2 separate regions of the Homo sapiens genome follow, and region 2 is linked to region 1. Evidence: chromatin contacts called from ENCODE Hi-C or POLR2A ChIA-PET data. All regions are on one chromosome and are shown on one strand. Each heading gives the region's core, a stretch centred on a gene start or an enhancer-like site at or near the end of the contact. The rest is flanking DNA. Distances are from core to core; before and after follow the strand shown.

Region 1 (5,480 bases), core at 1,272-3,771:
CTACAAAAAAAAAAAAAAAAAAAAAAAATTGCGTAGTGGTGCATGCCTGTAGTCCCAACTACTTGGGAGGCTGAGGTGGGAGGATCACTTGAGCCTGGGAAGCGGAGGTCACAGTTAGTCAAGATAGCTCCACTGCCCTCCAGCCTGGGTGACAGAGTGAGACCCTATCTCAAAAAACAAATAAATAAAATCAGAACGAAAAAATATAATAATCACAAGTACATAAGAACAAATTCATATACTTTTTAATTTTATTTTTAATGAAGAAAGGAGCCCACAAAGACAAAAATACCCTCAGCATTTCCAGGCACCACAAGAGTCACAATGAGGCCCTAGTAAGGACACCAATCCAGTTGAAGTTCATGTATTCATACTGAGTACTCCTGGAAATTTTCATATTTTAAATTTATATATTGCGCAAGACTTAGTCTTTGATTTTCTAGTTTTTTCTATTTATACTAACACCTCAGAGACCTAATACATTTCATGGCCTTTGTTTACTGTCTCTATCGTAATGACTTCCAAGTCCCTCTCTTCTCTATTCTTGTGTTGGAGTTCTAATTTTGTACTTCTAAGTACCTGTTGGGTATTTCCACCTGTGTATCTCATCGCTGGCTCAGCCGACAAACACATCACTGAGCTCACCATCTTCCCCTGCTCTTCGGTTTTCTCTCTTCAATTTTCCTGTCTATTAGAGTTCCTGCTAACTCTGTAGTCATTAATGAACCAACCACAAGCTTGTCTCCTTCTTCATCCCCTTATCTGAGGACCTGATTGAGCCTCTGGTCCCATGCCCACTGCCATCCCTATTGAAGTCTCACTGCCAGTCCCTCAGCCAAGCATCCTTACTTCTCATCGAGTTCCACATGCAGACTCCTGACTGACTTCTCTGCATTCCAGCTTCCTTGTGCGATACATTCCTGACCCTCCCCGAATTGATCTTTGTACTGCTTTCATCATTTTCCTCCTCTGCTCCATAATTCCTCCGCACTTCAACCCAAACTCCTCACCCAGTTTAGAAAGCTCTGCTCACGTGGTTCCTCCCACTGTGGACAATGCATCTCCCAACACATTAACACCCACCAGAGGTGATGATTAAGGAGTCCCTTCACTCACGAACTAGACTTGCTGTCTTAGTCTTTTGTGTCTGCTCTTTCTTTCATTCATTTACTCCATTTTTGGGGTAACTACTCTGTCCCAGGCACAGACACCTTAAATGGTCCTCTATTACCTATTCCAACCCTATACAGCTTTCAAAGCTCAGGTCAACTTCCAATCCATGAAGCCCAGGTCTCCCTTCTATCACAAGTCTTTTTCCTCTGAACTCCTGGGAAGCTTAGAGACATTGTCAAACATTTAGGACTTAAACATGTGACATGAGATTTCCTGACTGTGTCACGCATGCTCTCCAGTCTGACTTGTTTGAGTTTCTGCAAAGATCTTTACAGAAGATCTATCTTCTTACCACTCAGCTGCAGCTGGCATCGAGCCCTGGCTGGACTAGTCATGCTAACCCCTTGGTTATTAATCATCGCCATGATTTTTCATGTGTTTACTATAGTATGATCCAGGCGTTGACTATACTGGGCACTTTATGAGGTTGTTATTATCCTCCGTTTTTTACAGATGAGGAAAGTGAGGCTCAGAGGGGTTAAGTGACTTCTCCAGTTTTACATAGTTTGAAAGTGGCTGACTGAGAATTTGAATATAGGTCCGACATAATTCAAATATTGTGCTCTTGACCACTTAACTAAATTAACTCTACTTTCTGATTGATTCACATATGTTGAAATCTACTCATTCTCCTCCTAGTGTCATTATGTTTGTTTATTCTCTCCTTTATATTTTTAAGGCCTGCTGGTCTATCCTTTCCAGGATCTACACTTATGCTGGACCCACTAAGCTGTCCTAGAACATCATAGTAAATGTTCACCAGATATTAATTATTTGAGTGAGAATGGTTGTGAGCATTGGGTACTCCCCCAGCCAGTACCCTTCTCTCTTGCAGTAGTATATTTTGTAGATTAAATAAAACTCAAGATAAAAAAAACAAATTAATAAATGATCAATGGAAACAGAAATTTGGAACATAAAAGTATTATTTCAAAATGAACACATTATATGTAAAAGCTCACAACCAGGAATTTCTTCAGTTGGGTTTGCAGCAATGTTATGTCACTAATACTATATTTCTCTCTGTATGGCCAAACCTGTAAAGCCTCAATATCTGATTATGGAGCACATCTAGACTGTTAAAAAGCTTTCTATAATATTAATAAAATCAAATAATAAATAAAAATTAAATTGACTAATCATAGCAATTTCATTTTGAGAATGTTTTGTAGGCTGAAGGCAAATCCTTGAGATATTTTTGCAGGAGCGTCATTGCGAAACAGAATCTGCAGTAGAACTATGTCATCTTCTGGTTCTGAGTGTGCCCTCTCATTGCTGGCAGATGGCAAGTATTTATTTGCTTGCTAGCTCTTTAGTGGAACTGGTCTTCTGTTTCCACTGTCGCCTCGTGTGACACAAACTGCCACCTATCTCCCAAGGTTCTTTCTTTGTAACAGAACCCTAGTTTTTGGCTGGACTCATTTCCCCAGTGGTAGAGGCTGCTGGCTGGTCATGTCATGAGCCCAGGTCTTCTTCTTGGGCACAACCAGATGCCATTTCTCAGCCTCCCTTGCAGTTATATGCAGCTGTGTGTTTGAGTTCTGGCCGTTAGTGAGTGGAAGTGATGTGTCCCTTCTACTCACACTTCTGTAGTCCTGGCCTACAGAAACTCACAATGGTTCTCTATACTCTTTATCTTTCCACAGCTTAATGCAGTTAAGTAACAAGATCTTGGAAGACAAGTGTTGAAGGTGAAAGAGGCACAAGATAGAAGAAACCTGGGTCCTTAGATCCTTGCTTGGAGGAAAACCACCTGCCAATCCAGAACATCATTTTGGACTTCATGTGAGTGAGAAGTAATCCTGTATCATGTTTGAGCCATTAAGCGTATTTTGATTGCTTGTTCTGATAGCTGTAAGTATCTTACTGATGTAGACATCATAAGTGAGAGACCATGTTTCCTCACCTCCCCTGCTAAGTGTAACCATGTAACTAAATTCTGGCCAATGAGATGTAAGCAGAAGTGTTTTGTGTGACTTTGAAACAGGATGCTTCAAGGAAGCTGATTTGGACGGGATGGGAAAACTTCTGTTGTCTTTTGTTCCCTTTCTTTTATAGTTCAGCACTCAGACAAAATGTCAGGAATTGCTCTGGCCATCTTGCACTTCTGTGAATGGAAACCATTTTCTAAGACAATGGGGTAGGGTGATAGAGAAGACTAGGTTTCTGATGGATGTGGAGCTGTTGGGCCCATCTGGGACTCTTAACCCCATCCACAGTGCTTTTATATTGGAGGAATCTCTTGTTTAAGCCTCTATTTTATTTCTCATAGAGACACACGTTCTTTCTATAGGAGCAAAAGTGACCATTTTAAGATTTGAATCAAGTTATGCCACTTCTTGGCTATGAATCCCTTCCTGACTTCCAGTTTACCTTAGAATTGAATTTATATTTCTACCATGGTTTATGAAGCCCTGCTTGATTTGTCTCCTGCCTACCCCAATGACCCCACCACAATTACACTGGCCTGCCTTCTGTTCTGCTGTAGTGACTGATCATTCACCTCCATGAGGCCCTACTGAAGATGTTACCTTTTCAGGGAGGTTCTCTGACCTCCCACCTACAATGGGCTCTCCCAGCTTTCGTCTGTCTCACCACCGTGTTTACTTCCTACATGGCTCTGATCACAGTCTTTAATCATCTGGTTGATGTATTTATTCATTTGTTTGTCACTATCTCCCCAACTAAAATGTAAGCTCTGTGAGGCAAAGATGGTCTCCAGTACAACGCAGTGCCTGCTGCATAGGAAGCACTCATTACATTATGAAAAATACAGCAAACATGTATGTACATTTGAATATACATAAACACTAGATGTATGTGCATGTGTACACATATATAGTTGACCTGTGACTACTGCAGGAGTTGGGGGCGCTGACCCTCCATGCAGTCGAAAATCTGACTTTTAATATAACTTGGTTTTTGGATTTATAGTGTGTGGATTTCTTTTTAAAAATCTGGCCCTGATTATAAAGAGAGAAAAAGTGGAATTAAATTTAGCCATTATTAAGAATCCAACAAATCAAATATAAGTCACAGTGAATACTAAAATTTTGAGGTGAAAAAGAAAATTAGAACTGGAGATAGACATTATAGTGCCGTCCCAGAAAATGGCAGTATCTAGCCCATGAGAGAGTTTCTTTCATATTTTTTTCATTACATGTACTAAACATAGTGATTGCTTTTTATCTTTTTAAAAAAATCTAGGCCAGTCGCGGTGGCTCACGCCTGTAATCCCAGCACTTTGGGAGGCCAAGGTGGGCAGATCACAAGGTCATGAGATCGAGACCATCCTGGCTAACACGGTGAAAACCCATCTCTACTAAAAATACAAAAAATTAGCCAGGCATGGTGTCAGGCACCTGTAGTTCCAGCTACTCAGGAGGTTAAGGCAGCACAATGGCGTGAACCCGGGAGGTGGAACTTGCAGTGAGCCGAGATCACGCCACTGCACTCCAGCCTAGACAATAGAACAAGACTCTGTCTCAAAAAAAGAGAGAGAAAAAAATATCTAAATGATTATTTGCTCTCTGTTCAAAAATCACTCAGCCAAATAGAATTTCCTGCTGAAGAAAATTATGACATAAAAATTTTAAAATTACCCCACCACTTTTTTTTGTTTGTTTTTTATCTCTGTCAGTTTGTTACCTTTATTCCTGAAAGAAGGACTCAAGACTCATGTGATACTCTAAAATAGATATTAATAGGAAATGTTCCTAGACAATGTGGGTTTGCAAGAGAAACAAAGAATTTATTGTTGACTTGATTACTAGCTCAAAGTAATCAGAAATTCCATGAAAGACACTGAAAGTTGACCTCTTTTAAAACTACTTTCAAAAGCGGAGGTTGATTTGTATTTCTTAATCAGCATCTCAGAACAATGTACATTCTTTTTGTATAGTGTCATGGGCATCTGGGACTTTGGCTTGATCAACATCCACTTCCTCCTGTGATACCAAGACCCTAGTTTTCTTTTAAAGAACCACCCCTCCCTGACTCTCAGTCTTTGTTTTCTGGTGGGGTTGACTCTTACCCCTAACCCCAGGGGTGGGGCATGTGGTCCAAGTCTGGCCAATGAGAATTTTAACCATGCTGGTGATTCAAGAATGAGTATATGTTACATGCTGAGCTTATCAGAACCAACATTGTCAGCCACAGGGGTTATGCTAGAAGTATTGGAAAGGATAAATTCTCTTCTGGGGTGGTTAAACCAATAGAAAATTAGCCTGGAGCTTCTGGTGGACATCTTGTCAAAAAAATAGTGATTGCCTGCTTGAGAATGAAATCAAGAGAGAAGAAGGCAAAGC
Region 2 (5,448 bases), core at 31-2,530, 38 kb after region 1:
TTCAACTTCATGGTTTTCAAAGAGAAGATAGAATCACAGTGGGATTTTATTGCAGAGACAAACATTACGTTCAAAGTTCTTTTGACCTGAATGTAGATGATGTACCAAAGACTCACAATTTCTTGCAGTTCAGTCATTGGGTGACTGCTTTATCCAGCCAGGCAAGGAGTAACCCAGGAAAACATTTTGCCTTTTCCTAAGCTGTCTGGAGAACAGCTAGGCCTTTGCCTTAATAGTGTAGCCTGGCCTTAGCGATGTTGAGGCTTTGTGTTCATCTGACTTCCATGACCAAGGGCCTCAGAGTGAGGACAATGTGTTCCACTGGCTTGATCTAATGAGAATATCATTGCCTGTGCCTGGTGTGTTGCGGCAGTCCACCCCCTCATCCCCCAGTGCCCCCATTCCTGTCTCTGTACTGACTAGCAGAGTAAGGAATCTATAGAGTACAGAACTCTATCTGGAAGACGAAATCGCCAGTGTTGATTTCTAAAGCTCCCTTTTGTGCAGCTTGCTTCTGTGAGGATCTTGAAAGACTTTCACTCTGCAGCAGCCAGGACTGGAGTCCACTCACCCCCACTAGCCACATGCTTCCTGCCCCAAATGTCAAGGTTTTCATTTGACCATGGTATAATGAGCTGTATAAAATTAAAAACAGCTAAATACCACCTTATTTACAGTAATTTTCTATTTTCTGTGCTCATCACCGAAACCTCTCCTTAACAACGCCAACCTCCAGATCATACCAATCACCTCTGAGAAGCCCAATCACTACAACCACTAACCACAACATAAATCAACGTGAGGACCTGAGAGCTCGCTTGCTCCCACTCTGTCCCTAGCCCAGCCTGGTTTTTCCATCACATGCTTCTTAGGCAGCAGGGAGCTGAGGCAGGGGGAACATTTAGTTCCTTTTTCAAAGACTGGGAACACTTAAAAATATCTCCAAGTAAGCAACCAGCATTCAGAGGATGCTTATTTACACTTTGTAGGAGCCTGGTGTTGGGACTCTGGCTCCTGGATGGCGTCAAACCTGCCCTTGGGCTTGGCCGAGGCTGGTCTGGGAGTACCATTTGCAAATGGCTCTTGCTTCACGGTTGCATCTCCATCTGGGTAAACAACCTAGCGACAGCGCTGGCTCTTCTTAAGGCTGTCTGTTATGGACTGAACTGTGTCCCTCTCAGATTCACTTGTTAAAGTCCTGACCCCAGTACACCTCAGAATGTGACTGTATATAGAAATAGGGCATGTAAAGCAGTCATGACGGTTAAGTAAGGTCATATGGATTGGCTCTAGTTCAAACGTGACTGGTATCCTTCTAAGAAGAGGAAGAGACACCAGAGCTCACTCTCTTTCCACGCACACAATGGCCATGTGAGCACACTGTGAGAAGATGCCATCCGCAAGCCAAGAAGAGAGGCCTTGGGAGAAACCAAACCTGCTGTCACCTTGATCTTGGACTTCCAGCCTCAAGAACTGTGAGAAAATAAATTTCTGCTGTTTATTCCACCCAATTTGTGGCATTTTGTTATGGCAGCCCAAGCCAACTAAGATACCATCCATGTAATTTCTTCTTGTATGGCAAGGTCTTAACATGAGACATGAATGAATCAATGGCCATTTCTATGCAGAAATTTAAAAGCATTCTTGAGTTCTCATGGGGAGATTTAAATTCTCCATATATGAACCCCTCTAGCCTGTACTTTCTTATAGGAAAATTCTCTGTGAGATTGGAATATTCCAGAAGTTAACCAAAAGGATCTTAATTTACACTCTATCTCCTATTCCTCACATTCCTAGTACTGTTAATTACTCTCCTTCCTCAACCTCTGCTCCATCCCTTTGGCAAGCCCATGCATTTAGTAGATGTTTATTGAGTGCTTCTCTAGGCCAGCTTAGGCTTTAGGCACTGGAGGTACGGGAATGAAGAAAACAGATAAGGCACGTGCTCTCACGTGGCTTCCATCCTAGCAGAGGAAAACAGAAATAAAAATAAATAAATAAATAAATAAGGACTATGTCAGATAGTGAAAAGCTATTCAGGAATTTTAAATACAGCAATGCAAGAATGACTGAGAGCCTGCTTTGGTTAGGCAGACAGGAACTCTGTCCTTTCCAACTAAAAACCATTCTACTCCCTCTTCTCTTCTTTCCATCAGCATAACTACCCCTTGAGTGCAAGCTCCTGGGCTGGGCTCCTGCAAAAGCATTCTAATTGACCTCTCTGCCACCTCCTTTGCACCACTGCAGTTCATTTTCCACATAGCAGCTAGGGAAATATGTAAAAAACAAAGCTGGTTTTCATTATTCACAATAGCTGTGTTCTATAAAGTTGCTTCAAACCCTGAATTCTGGAATACTGAAGCATTGCTCCTAGGGGAAACACAGGGTTAGGTTCCTATGAGCCTCTGATCACCCATCAGTACATAACTTTGTTTTATGTGTATTTCTGTGTAAAGACACCTCATTTAATATATATTGTTGACTCATTAACATTGAATTCATGGCTAACAGCACAATAACTCATGCCTGAGCAAAACTTATCTGACATACATATTTTCTACATAAGGCACTTTCTGGCCTTCCCGTGCTTATGAACACTGGACAGCACTTCAGTACTAGTCTGTAGTGGGGGCAGGAAAAGTGGACATTTTAAGCAACAAAATCACCAACAAAGAGCCAAGAAAAATGTAAAATAAGATGGCACTAAATAGACCACAAAAAGGTCACTTGTTTATAGTAAGAGAGCTGAAACAAGAAGAGAGCATGTCACTTTGACCTCAGCTAGCAACCCGCAGGTTAGGTGACTCACATTTTTTGCTTTGCTCATGTCTGTGAATGACTGCAAACTTGTCACCCAGTATTGGTCTTGGGGTAATATACAGGTATTCCTATGGTTTAAATGTATCCCTTCCAAAATTCAGGTGTTGCCAATGTGACAGTATTGAGAGATGAGGGCTCTAAGAGGTGATTAGGACATGCAGGCTCCTCCCTCTTGAATGGGATTAAGGTCCTTATAAAATAAGCTTCACACAGTGTTAGCTCACTTGCCCTTCAGCCTTCTGCCATGTGAAGACACAGCATTCCTTCCCTCTGGAGGACACAGCAACAAGGCACCATCTTGGAAACAGAGAGAAGCCTTTGCCAGACAACCAAACCCGTTGGTGCTTTTATCTTGGACTTCCCAGCCTCCAGAACTGTGAGAAAATAGCTTTCTGTTCTTTATAAGCTAGCTACTCGGTCTCAGCCATTTTGTTTTAGTAGCACAAACGGACTATTTTTGGTATTCTCTCAGGAATATTTCTCTGTATTCCATCAGCGAGCTACACATGCTTCCTGGGAGTTGATACGCATAGGAATAATAGACTCACGGTAGCAAACATTCAGTATCTGTTAAGTAAATGACTGAATGCATTAGTAAAATTTCAAGTGCTGCTTTTCTTTAAGTTAGGAACTGTTTCATTACATTGAAATCTCCAGCGGCTAGCACAATACCTATTGTAGATATCTAAGTTATGTTTGATGAATGAATGAATGGTCATAAATTTTGAATATTAAATTAGACATAATAAGAACAGTTTATCAACTCTAAAGCTTTTGAAAGTGCCCAGATAGTCTCTTCAGAATCACCACAAAATTATTTATCGGCCTCTTAATCCATAATTAAACGTGCTATACCTCTATTTTTTGAAAAATTACTTCTTCAATATTTTTTGTTTTTTTATCACTGTGACTATGAAAAGATTACTCAACTCTATTGATTGCCAATATAGAATAGTTCAGCTACATGATGATTTAATAAGGGTTTTATAGACTGGGAACTCAATTCTCATCTATTTACGATATTGTGTTCATGAGAAAAATGGATTCCAAGGTCTAAAACAGACTTTATCTAATGCTTTCTGAAAATACGATTCATTTAATAATATAGACACTTAAATGGATTTTATTTATTCTCAAATACATGGCATAACCTCAAATCTCAAAAAAGGTCATGGGGTGTCAGACCTCAGTATGATTTTCTGTCATATTTAAGTCAAGTGGCTTTTTTTCTTCCAAATTGCTCACCCCTACAACCATTCTTTTATACTTGTTGAATATAGATTTAATTATTGTCATATGCAGTGAGTCTCTGCTTTTTATCAAGTTTCCCATTCCTGGAAAGTTTATGACACAGTGAATTGACTCAAAGTAGATTATATTTTACCTTAGGAACAACAATAGAATTGAAGAGTTTTGTTCTTGATTTAACATCAAATAAATTTTAGATACAGCCATAATATGTCACAAAGGCAAAAACACAACAGTTTTAAACCTCTATAATCAATTACAAGAGTAAAATTAATGTCCAAGCCATTTAAAATGGGGTTAAGTTGATTATATGTTTTCTAATAAAAAGGGCTCTGTGTCTATGTGTGTGTGTGTCTATAAAATACAAATTTTCCTTGTTTTTCCACCTCTTCCTTGACGGTCCATTCTGTACACTGGCACCAGATTAATCTTTTACAGGTGAGACTCCAAGTTCACAAACCTTCCCCAGCTCACCTTCATTCACAGGGCCAAGTTGGAACCCTTAGCATAAAAGTTCCCCTCACAAGAGCCTCAGCTCCCTCCACACTTCTCCAACTCCTTCTAAATCCTCGCCTGCTGCTTAGCAAACTAGTTAACAGCTCCTGGCCCTTCACATGCATCCCCTCTCTTTCCCTGCCTTGATTCCTTGGTTCTCCTATCTGCTCAACCCGTGACCACCTCTCCACCACAGCAAATCCTGCTCGTCCTTCAAGACTCTGCCCAAGTCCTCTTAGGCCTCGCACACCATCCCTCTAGGCAAAAGGACTCCCCCTGTCCGACCCTAGAACACAGATTCAGCAGGGCATCATGGCTTGTGCTACCCAGGCTGGCTGGCTGAATCCCTCTGCCACCGTACTTCAGGAAGAAAGGGAGAAAACAAATTTACTGAGGACCTCCTATGTGTCAGGTACCCAGCCGAGCATTTTTATAAATGTTCTCTCACTCCTTACCAGGTGGGTACTGGCATTTTCATTTTGACAGCTGGGAACACAGAGAATAAATAACTTGTTGAAGTAACTCAGCTGAGAAGTGATAGGACCAGAATATAAGCCTGGAAAGGACACGGGAAGGATATAAAACTAAAAAATCAGGAGATCTCCAATTTAATTAACCTTTCTGAATCTCATTTTTTTTTTTCTCATTAACGGAAATGGCTAACAACACCTACCTCATGGAAATGTGCAAATTAACTGAGGACATTATTTTGAAAGGCTTTATCAGCTGTGGAGGTTTCTTTTCTCTTGGTGCCTAGCACACTCCAATGCTTAATAAATATTTGTTACTAGATTGATTTCTACGTCTTCTCTTAAAAGCTGCACTATCTGTTAGTCTCCCATGCCACGTCTCCCTGCTCTTAGCTGGTTACGATAATATTCGTGT

The links. A loop is a pair of places that touch in the nucleus more often than their neighbours do. ChIA-PET counts read pairs that join two places held with the same protein, here RNA polymerase II (POLR2A). Pooled maps may share reads with other maps.
Region 2: a map of transverse colon shows a loop between it and region 1 (8-fold over the local background). The contact joins the enhancer-like site here to the promoter of LINC00184 in region 1. A Hi-C loop is called at or near these places in 25 of 168 maps with a recorded cell type or tissue (B cell, Caco-2, PC-3 and 16 more), 5 of 37 single-sample maps with no recorded cell type and 7 of 50 pooled maps. POLR2A ChIA-PET finds 5 or more read pairs at or near these places in 6 of 52 experiments (BJ, HepG2, K562 and 3 more).

The regions. Positions count from the first base shown.
Region 1 is chr1:234,626,790-234,632,269 of GRCh38, forward strand. LINC00184 (long intergenic non-protein coding RNA 184) reads left to right here and starts at 2,522. Exons shown (of 2, transcript NR_033927.1): 1 at 2,522-2,958.
Region 2 is chr1:234,665,596-234,671,043 of GRCh38, forward strand. No RefSeq gene overlaps it. Among named protein-coding and RNA genes, the nearest start is that of LINC00184, 39 kb to the left of the region's middle. Within about 2 kb of position 1,281, at least 2 of the 41 ENCODE cell types and tissues checked have a DNase peak (open chromatin) inside an H3K27ac peak, as active enhancers do.